Regions from separate parts of the Homo sapiens genome. Here region 1 is linked to region 2. The links are chromatin loops, found by intact Hi-C in ENCODE. Cell type or tissue: PC-3. All regions are shown on one strand. Links, peaks and the distances in the headings refer to the core of each region. The heading gives the core; the rest is flanking DNA.

Region 1 (5,388 bases), core at 258-5,257, 190 kb before region 2:
AGGCTGGAGTGCAGTGGCACGATCTCGGCTCACTGCAATCTCCGCCTCCAGGGTTCACACCATTCTCCTGCCTCAGCCTCCCGAGTAGGTGGGACTACAGGCGCCCGCCACCACACCTGGCTAATTTTTTGTGTTTTTAATAGAGATGGGGTTTCACCATGTTAGCCAGGATGGTCTCGATCTCCTGACCTTGTGATCCGCCCACCTCGGCCTCCCAAAGTGCTGGGATTACAGGTGTGAGCCACCGTGCCTGGCCCAGCTACAATAATTTTTCTAAAGCATACTTCCAACTCACCCTGATGAGAAATGGTCATCCATTAGCTGTTTAAATTAAGGAACACCTATCCCAGTATTCAACCTCAACCAAATGTCCTTTCCATCCCCTTTACCCACGCCTCCCTTCTCCATGTACATATCTTGCCACTTAGATGAGATCTTGTCTTGGGTCCCTGCTCTCTTTTAAACCTCTCTCTGGAGTGCTCTGTATCTCTTCTGTGGCACCTATTTTACTCTGCTTTCTTTTGTTAAATGTGTCTAGTTCCTCCCACTCAGCCCATTAGGTGTTAACATTTTTTAGACCAGAATTGTACCTTGTTCACAATTTTTTTTTTTTTTTTTTGAAACGGAGTCTTGCTCTGTCACCCAGGCTGGGGTGCAGTGGTGCAATCTCGGCTCACTGCAACCTCTGCCTCGCAGGTTCAAGCAATTCTCCTGCCTCAGCCTCTAGAGTAGCTGGGATTACAGGTGTGTGCCACCATACCTGGCTAATTTTTGTATTTTTAGTAGAGACAGGGTTTTACTATGTTGGCCAGGCTGGTCTCGAACTCCTGACCTCGTGATCCGCCTACCTCGGCCTCACAAAGTGCTGGGATTACAGATGTGAGCCACCCTGCCCAGTCCCCCTGGTTCACATTTTATTCACTTTAGCACAAAGTACATCAGCACATGTATGTTAGGTACTCAAAAAAATGATATATACACAATATAATAATGCAAAATTGAATGGAGTCCAGTTTTGGACTTATTTTTTATTACATACTTCCTGAGGAGGCATACTGCATGATTCCAACAGCAACTCTCAAAGTAGCTAGCTAAAGTACTGTTCACACTCAGATTGTGTACAATTTTGTTAATATTTTTTAAATCCTAAAATCTGGCTCATTCATGTCACTTTCCTGAAACATCATGCATGCTCTAGAATGCCTGCCTCTTCTTTAACAATGTTTTATTTTTTTTAATTAAGCTTGTTATCTACATGACTCCCAGATCAATTCTGGCTGTGCTTATACCTGATAATTTATTTGTATAAATTGGGTATTCGTCTTATTTGCTGACATGCAGCTTTTCAGCATCCAGAGTAAGGTTTCTTCATTCATTAAGTAGAAGTGACATTGTCTCCACATTGTCAGCAGGTAGTGTGTGTTGTACATATGTGACTTACTATCACACAGGCATAAGTCATGGTTCAAAAAATTTCTAACAAAAGAAATGAGGAGCACAGGGTAAAATTGAGCTGAAATGAACATGTCATTAACCCTCTCACCTCTTTTCCCATTATGCTTTGTGAAAATAATCAGTGAATAATTCCTAGAGCTCTGGAACCTGGAACTCTCAGTGAAGAAAGGCAATAGGAGGCAATTAACACCCTGATTTTATTTTTTCAATAGCTTAACACTACAGGAGAAAATGTCTAACAGAGTATTTAAATTCAGCATAAAATCCTAGCAACCACAATTTTAATTGCATACTAACTGCAAAAATATTTCTTTCATTGTCTAAATAAAAGGAAGACTGTAATATGTACTGTCTGCTTGTTTCAGGACTCAGTTATTAATCTTTAAGAATCTTTGCTAGGATGAAAGCCTCTTCTTCCAGCAAATGCATCCTGAGACTGGGACTTAATCTTTTAAAATCCTAGCTCTCATTTTGAACCATGTTAAGATTTCTATCCCTGATATAAAAACACCTTGAACAATTTCAGACACAAGAATTTCAGGAATTTTTTATTAGTAACTCAAAAACAATACCTTTTAAAAGTCACAAAAATGAAAAGCTACCTTTGTCTGCAACACATAAACACACATGTAAAAAAAAATGCACAATATGAAATTTGATTACTCAACAGCAAGTCATCACAAATGCAAGCAAAGATTGGGTTGCTGTTTCCATAGAGATGACTTTAAGTGGTTCAGTTCTTCTGGGAATTTAACCAAATCCCCAGCAGCAGAAGAAAATCATCAGCAAAAATTCTGTAGCATATGAGAACTGCCAACAAATCAATGAGAGAAAAAAAATACTTTCATTTTCTTTTCCTTTTTACCAAGAGGAATACTGTCACATTGAGCTGTTTGAAGAAGTATACAGATTTTGCTGGTCACTCTGCATGTAACTCAAAACTAAATAATACCAGGTTGCTTCATTCTTACATTAAAAGGGCTGGTGGTACCCAGCCAGGCTCTACAGCACATGCAATCCTGGAATGGCATTTAGCCAGGAACAAGGACTGTTGCATCTTCCCATGTCTCTGGCTATGGTCCTAAAAGAAAACCCTCAACCTCCAGGGTTATCTCTTGGGAAAGAATGCAAATGGGATTTTATTCTCTAGTATGTTTTTGAAGCTATGCTCATCCTGGGGGGTGTGTGTGTGTGTTTGAAATTTTTTTAGTTCTACTTACGACCCAGTGATTAAAGTAAGCGTTTGTAGGAGAAAAATAATAGATGTAGTACTTTTTATTATTTTCTTTAGTTTCACCAGTCCTATATCTGGAAGTCTCTTCTAAGCATCAAGATAGAGGTCATCTAGTTCAAGATGCTTAAATTCTCTCTTCAGTATATCTTTTCAAGAACAAGAGGTGTGACCAATACACAATAGGCAATCAATATTCAATGAAAATGTTTGTCTCAGAATGAGTAAAGACCTCCAGTGATAAGGAATGCATTCCTTTCCAAGGAACCCATTCTATTTTTTGAAGAGTTCACAACATCAAAAAAAAGTTCTTATGCTGAGCATGAATCTATCTCCTTTTGACTTGCACCATTGAACTCAATTCTGTGCTTCCAAGGAGATACAATTAAGCTCAATACTTTCACCAAACGACAGCAACTCACAAACCTGAGGGCGGGTTGAGACTACTCTTCCTCACAGTCCAATCTTCAGCCCTCTCCATTCCTCAGTGACAAGGTTTCCTTTCTCCTCCCTATGCTACTCATTCACCTCTAGAAATAGGTTGGTTTGCCAGACTTTATTTACTCCAGTTCTTCTAATCTAGATAGTTGGCCTAAATAAAGGGGAGAAGTATAAGAAAAATGCCATCAGAGGCCAGGCAGGTCTGTGTAAAGCATCTTTAGGTAAGGCCTCAGAGAGTGGTGACAACTGTTATAACTTGGAGAATTAGTTACCAGGCTGAGTAATGAAATTTACATACTTTTAAAATATTACATACACACACACACACACACACACACACACACACAACTTGTTCTGCAGTTGTGATCCTTGGGCAAATTACGCTGATACCAAAAATTAAATTAGCAGGGTACCCATCTGAAATTTGAGAACTTAAAGAAACATTCCCTGATTAGGCTAGAGGAGAGGAGAGAGCAGTCATCTATGTCATTAGACACTCTGGCAAGTGATTATGAGAATTTAGCAAGTCAACTTTCTCTCAATGGCACACCAAAAATATACAAACCAAACTCATCATTCTTTCACTGCTCAGTATCTTCCATCAGGTAAGCGTGTTTTACAGCAGAATGAATAGCGCACAATCAGAAAAGATACGTCACGATTGAACAGTAATAAAAATAAGTTAGTCCTGGATAAAAGACAAGGACCAGTTATCAGAGTATTTTTTAAACCTCATATTATTAACTTCCACACACAATTAATTCTTTCCTTTGTTAAGACTTAAAATGTTTTCTGAACGCATGAGTTGTGCTCTCCTTTATATGTAAAGGTTCTAATGCTGCACAAAGTGCATGCAAATTGTCTGTCTTCCCATCAACCACACAGGAACATTCAGGAGCCGACAGGCTAAGAATTAGATACTGTCTGGGGCACAGCCCAGAGAAAGTGGCTGATCTAAGCTCATTTTGAACTATCAAGGTGATGTTATGAATACCAGACTACAAAATCCTGATTTAACCACCACAGGCTCCAGCGCATGGGACATGGGACCAAAAAAGAGGCAAGTTTTTTCTCCGATTGGTGGAAAAGTATCATTATTTTATGATCACATGTCTTGGAGTTCTGAAGCAATTGGTTAGTGACACTTATAGCAAGTAATTAGTGGCCTAGTAGCTGGAGTTGTCCACATGCAAACTCCTCTACAAAGCAACCTCTGGGCATAGCCCCACTTGACTAATTATTGAATCATCATTCATGAGTTTAACCATTCTTGTTACAAATTAATATTACAGTTCCATATACAAACAAATATTCACTCTCTAACGAAGAATAAATAATTTATTGGTTTACCTTTGTCCATGATCTTTGATCCAGCAGGCTTATCTGGGACAGTAAGATGGTCATGATTGCTACTCAATGAAGAAGTATCATCACTAGATAAAGAGTTCAAAAATCCACTTTCTGATGTGACAAAACTGTTTTCCAGGGCCTTGTGGATGCCTGCCTCTGAGGGTACAGGTGAATGAACTTGCACAGCAAACGTTATTGGTTGTCCCTCATCTTCAGCAGCAGACAAACTGTTAACTGTGTCAGGCAAGGATTGTCTCTCTTTAGATAAGGAGGAAGGAAAACTGCTGGGTGTCTTCACTGTATTTTCCAGGGAAGAGAAAGAATACGACGTTCCACTCAGGCTGGGTGAGGATGAAGATGCCTGCTGTGCAGTCTATTTTTCACAAATAAAACCAAAAAAAGAATAAAAGACATCATGATTAAACCATCATTCTCTACCTTTTATTTTCAATCACGGTGTCCCCGTGTTATTTCAAAAAGTGACCAATAATAAAAGAGTCAAAAGGTAAAGATATGATATTTATTTCTGTTTGACACACATTAGGATTTCATTCTCCAAAACTGATTTATGTAACTTTAAATTCACTGTTCTAGGATCTGAAAAATCTCCTTATCATGATTTGTCCTATTCTTCAATGCTCTCCAGAAACTTAAAAGGCCTCTTTTGGGAATGCTTCAGAATACTGCATTACACTTTGAGCAAAATATAATTTGCAATCTATCACTGAATTCACACTGATGGAACAAGAAAGATAATTATGAAAAAGGAGAGGCTGGGTGCGATGGCTCATGCCTGTAATCCCAGCACTTTGGAAGACCGAGACAGGCAGATCACCTGAGGCCGGGAGTTTGAGACCAGCCGGGCCAGTATGTTGAAACCCCATCTCTACTAAAAATACAAAAATTAGCCT
Region 2 (5,388 bases), core at 263-5,262:
TGCTAGGTTAGCAACCAGAAACCTGGCAAAGTTCAACAGAGCAGTAGTTTAAAAATATTTATATAAACCTTTGTTTAGTTGCCAAACCCCTGAAGAACAAGTGGATTTTTCCACAAGGTGCATCGACACCATCTAGTAATATTTTCTAAGCCCTCTGTTCCTCATGAATAATCAAATTCAAGATGAATTTATGAGAGAATCTACCAGTAGCATGTGCCAGACATTTTCCCAGGTTTCTGGGAGGTATCAAGAAAGCAAAGATCTTGCCCTCAAGGAATCAGCAGGTCTCTGCTCAGCGTGGAAAACCTTTTAGGCTGAGCAGTGAGTTGTTATATGCATGCCCCTTAGGAACTTGCAATAAGACATAAAATTGGCAGGCTCAGTGGATGATGCCTTGTAATCCCAGCACTTCGGGAGGCCAAGGAGGGCGGATCACTTGAGGTCAGGAGTTCGAGACCAGCCTGGGCAACACAGTGAAACCTGTCTACTAAAAACACAAAAATTAGCTGGGTATGGTAGCATGTGCCTGTAATCCCAGCTACTCGGGAGGCTGAGACAGGAGAATTGCTTGAATCCGAGAAGCAGAGGTTGCAGTGAGCTGAGATCACGCCACTACACTCCAGACTGGATGACAGAGACAGACTCTGTCTTCAAAAATAAATAAATAAATAAATAATAAAAATACATAAAAGACATAAAATCCTGTGGAACAGGGACTCGATCAGAAGGTCTCTTCCTCACTCTTTCCCTTTTTCCTCCCCTCTCCCCAACCTGGCATTACCTTCCTGGGAGCAGGAATGTTTGTCCTTTCCAATCTTGTCTGTTCAGAGAATAGTTCTAAGTTTTCTCCGAATCCAATCAGCATGCACTGTGAGTCTGCTGAGGCTTCACTCTCAGGTCTTAGACCCTTCATTTTGCCAGTGTTCCAGTTTTGTGGTATAACAGCAACCTGGAGCAAATCTCAGCCCCTGGTGATTTGCACAGCAGGGTCCTACACTGCAGCACAGCCTGGAGAGCCAGGAGCCACTGTCCTGGTGTCAGGAGAGCCACCACCTTTCTGGGAAAGAAGAGCAGCAGAAGCAATGGTTCCTTCTAAATGGGCTCTGCTTCCTACATCCTAGGGCCTTTCTTCTTTTGCTGAGGAAGAAAAGAACATCATCCTACCCCATCCAAACTAAGGACCCACTTGATCGTTTTTATCCTATTTAGATGAGGCAACTCCCCAGTGTCTCCTCCCCGTCCCTCAACTCACTCATAATTCTTTGGAAAGAACAAGACACAATACATAAGCTGCTAGATTTATGAAGCAGATCACTTAGTCTATTCCCTCTTGAATGAAATGTCCAAATTTCCTGAAGGCATCTTTCTACACTACGGACTGACAGTCCTAAAACCTTCCATGTAAAAGCGATTTAAAAGCACTATGAATCCAGGTGTGGTGGCTCACACCTGTATTCCCAACACTAGTTCAAGACCAGCCTGGGCAACATAATGAGACCCCGTCTCTACAAAAATAATAAAATAAAATAGCCAGGTGTGGTGGTGCATGCCTATAGTTCCAGCTGCTCTGAAAGCTGAGGTGAGAGGATTGCTTGAGCCCAGGAGTTTGTGGTTACAGTGAGCTATGATTGTACCACTGCATTTTAGCCTGGGCAACAGAGCAGGTCACTGTCTCAAAAAAAAAAAACAAAAAAAAAAACCCACAAACCCCCCCCCCCCAAAAAACAGCATTATGGATTACATAAATACAAAGATCCACAATTTCCTGGGTCTCCGTATTTCTATTTCTCCCTCCTGTGTCCCTCTTCCCTAGCACAGAGCACACATTTTCTCCACTACCCTTCATCTGTCCATCCCTGGGATCAAAATGACAGTGGACAGCCCACAAGTCCAAAGGCAAGCTTCCGCTGTAGAGCTCTTCTCTTGTAAAATGGAATTAAGTGCAGCTGGGCATGGTGGCTCACACCTGTAATCCCAGCACTTTGGGAGGCTAAGGCAGGTGAATCACGAGGTCAGGAGTTCAAGATCAGCCTGGCCAACATGGTGAAACCCCATCTCTACTAAAAATACAAAAAATAGCTGGGTGTGATGGTGAATTCCTGTAATCCCAGCTACTGGGGAGGCTGAGGCAGGAGAATGGCTTCAACCCACGAGGCAGAGGTTGCAGTGAGCCGAGATCCTGCCACTGAACTCCAGCCTGGGTGATAGAGCAAGACTGTCTCAAAAATAAAATAAAATAAAACAAAATGGAATTAAGTTATCAAAACTTAACATTCCAAAGGAAAAAAGAAAAAGTCTCCAAATAAATAGGGCAATTATCAAAACATGAAGGGTAAATTACTTCATTCTAGTTGAAAAAGAATTATTGGCCGGGCATGGTGGCTCTCACACCTGTAACCCTAGCACTTTGGGAGGCTGAGGCAGGAGAATCCCTTGAGCCTAGGAGTTCAAGACCAGCCCGGTCCACTGTAATTCTGGCTCACACCAGTAATCCCAGCACCTTGGGAGGATCATTTGAGCTCAGGAGTTTGAGACCATCCTGGGCCCCTTAGCAAGACCCTGTCTCTACTAAAATTCTAAAAATTAGCTGTATATGGTGGTGCATGCCTACATTCCTAGCTACTCAGGAGGCTGAGGCAGGAGGATTGCTTGAGCCCAGAAGTTTGAGGCTGCAGTGAGCCGTGATTGCACCACTGCACTCCAGCCTGGGCAACAGAGCAAGACCCTGTCTCTAAAAAACAAACAAACAAACAAACCCAAAGATCATGACTCCTAATGCGGATCCCCTCCCTTCTATTGCTGCGTTCACCCTGGGTTCCAGGGACCTCTTCCTCCCCTAACCCGTTCACTCCTCCTTGCTGGTGCTGGGATGCTTCACCAGTCCCTTGTGGAAGCTCCAAATCTATCTACACTTTTGTAAATAACCCCTTCACAACACTCAATGATGACCCTGTTTGAGGGTATCATCTGTTTCCTGCAGGGACCATGACCATACTTTGCATGACTGATTTTTTTAGCCTGCACATCAATGCATCTAGCATTTCACTCTTTTCCAAATGAAAAGGAAACTACAAAAGAAAATAATAAGCTAACCGCAGAGTGCACAATTTTACATAACTAATAAAATGTATTAGGCATTTTGCTGCAAAGAAAATGAAATAAAGATGTTTTATTATGTACATTAGTTAATGAGGCACAGGAAAGGAATGTTAAGAAAAGCAGGAATGTTTATCTAGTTCATGGTCCATGATAACCACAGATTGCTGCATTTGTAGCCACATGAGTCATTCAAAAGTGATATGAACATGCATACATAACAATTCTTCTGCTTTTAATGAAACATAAGAAACTGTCAAGCTTTGGAAATTAGAAACAAACATATTCAATGCTTTTTGAAAAATCAGGCCTTATTTAAAAAGAAAAATGTTCTATCATCAAATGTATTATGCATTTATTTTTTATCATTTGAAATAATAGCTTATAAATAACATTGGTCCAGAACTAATAAATGAATTTTTACAAGAGCTCTCTCTCCCTTAAATAGGTTTAAATTTGCTTTTCAAAATAAACAGCAAATTTCCTGGATGTAAGGAAGAGAAAGGAGTTTCCAGAATTAAAATCCAATTGCTTTTCTGTTCTATTTTCTTTCTTTTTTTTTTTCAGTAAGAACACAAGGTGAGATCTATCTTAACAAATTGTTCAGTGTACACTGCAGTATTGTTGACTATAGGTGCAATATTGTACCACAAATCTCTAGAGCTTATTCACCTGACTTCACTGAAACTTTATGCCTATTGATTAGTAACTCCCCACTCCCCTCAGCCCCTGGCCACCATCATTTCACTCTTTGGTTCTATGAAGTTGACTATTTTAAATATCCCACATAAATTGAATCCTGCCATATTAGTCTTTCTGTTAATAGTTTATTTCACTTAGCGTAATGTCCTTAAGATTTATCCATGTTGTTGAATAATTGCAGAATTTCCTTCTTTTTAAAAGCTAAATAGTATTCCATTGTATGTGTATATACATTTTCTTTATTCATTTCTCCGCCGATGGACGCTTAGATTGTTTGTGTATCTTGGATATTGTGAATAATGCGGCAATGAACCTGCAAATGCTAATACCTCTTTGGGATCCTGATTTCAATTTTTTTGGATAAATATCCAGAAATAGGGTTGCTAGGTCACATGGCAGTTCTATTTTTACATTTTTTAGGAACACCCATACTGTTTTCCTTAGTGGCTGCACCATTTTGCATTCCCATCAACAGTATGCAAGGGTTCCAATTTGTCCACTTCTTCACCAATATTTGTTGTGTTTTGGTTCTTCAATGATAGCCATCCTGACAGGTGAGAGTTGATATCTCACGGTGGTTTTGATTTGCATTGCCCTGATGATCAGTGATGATGAGCACCTTTTATCCTCTGGGAGCCTCCCATTTCCTCTCATTGATGAGAATTTGCCCATGAGAGGTTAATATCCCTATACTCTCGCAATGTGTCAACTAGCTTCTTTCATTGCTGTTCAAGATGCCAGAGCCCATGCTATTCAGATCCTTGGCCCATTTGTAAAAATTGGGTTTTTTTTTTTTTGCTATTGAGTTATGAATTCCTTACATATTTTAGATGTCAACCCTTATCACATACATCGCTTGCAAATACTTTCTCCCATTTCATAGGTTTTCTTTTCACTCTGTTGATTGTTGCCTTTGCTGTGAGAAGCTTTGTGATTTGATGTAACTTTGCTTATTTTTGTTTTTGTTGCCTGTGTTTTGGGGGTCATATCCATGAAATCATTGACAAGACCAATGTCAAAGAGCTTTTCGCCTATGTTTTCTTCTAGGAGTTTTACAGCTTCAGATTTTATGTTTAAATCTTTAATCCATTTTGAGTTGGGTTTTGTATGTGATGTAAGATAAAAGTCCAGTTTCCCCCTTTTGCACATGGATATCTGATTTTCTCAATACCATGTGTTGAAGAGACTATCCTTTCCCCATTATGTATTCTTGGCACCATTGTTGAAGATCAGTTGACAATATACATGTGAATCTATTTCTGGACTCTCTATTCTGTTCCATTCACATATATGTCTATCTGTTGGCCAGTAACATACTGTTTTGATTACTGTAGTTTTGTTATACATTCTGAAATCAAGCAATGTGATGCCTCTATCTTTGTTCTTCTTTCTCAAGATTGATATGGCTATTCATGGTCTTTTGTGGTTTCATATGGACTGTAGAATTGTTTTGTCCCTGTCTTCAGATGACATCGTCTCATATATAGAACGCCCTAAGACTCCATTTTTTAAACATGTTAGAATAAAGGAATTCAATAAAGTTGCATAATACAAAATCAACATACAAAAATCAGTTGCGATTTCTATACA

What was found. Hi-C counts contacts between places; a loop is a spot of excess contacts. Peaks named below come from ENCODE experiments on the same cell type or tissue, not always from the same donor. Only the 100,000 strongest peaks of a DNase experiment are listed, where the experiment ranks them.
Region 1: a loop joins it to region 2, with 9 times the contacts of the local background. A loop is called at or near these places in 1 of 110 quality-filtered maps.

The regions. Positions count from the first base shown.
Region 1 is chr6:154,195,191-154,200,578 of GRCh38, forward strand. It overlaps IPCEF1 (interaction protein for cytohesin exchange factors 1), which reads right to left. Exons shown (of 12, transcript NM_001130700.2): 10 at 4,478-4,850. It also overlaps a transcript of OPRM1 not described here. Among named protein-coding and RNA genes, the nearest start is that of OPRM1, 160 kb to the left of the region's middle. In PC-3, for the core only: no CTCF peak of the experiment used is centred there; a DNase peak (open chromatin) is centred at 2,151; H3K27ac peaks cover 317 bases.
Region 2 is chr6:154,384,361-154,389,748 of GRCh38, forward strand. It overlaps CNKSR3 (CNKSR family member 3), which reads right to left. Exons shown (of 13, transcript NM_173515.4): 13 at 3,155-5,388. Among named protein-coding and RNA genes, the nearest start is that of IPCEF1, 30 kb to the left of the region's middle. In PC-3, for the core only: no CTCF peak of the experiment used is centred there; a DNase peak (open chromatin) is centred at 3,221; H3K27ac peaks cover 903 bases.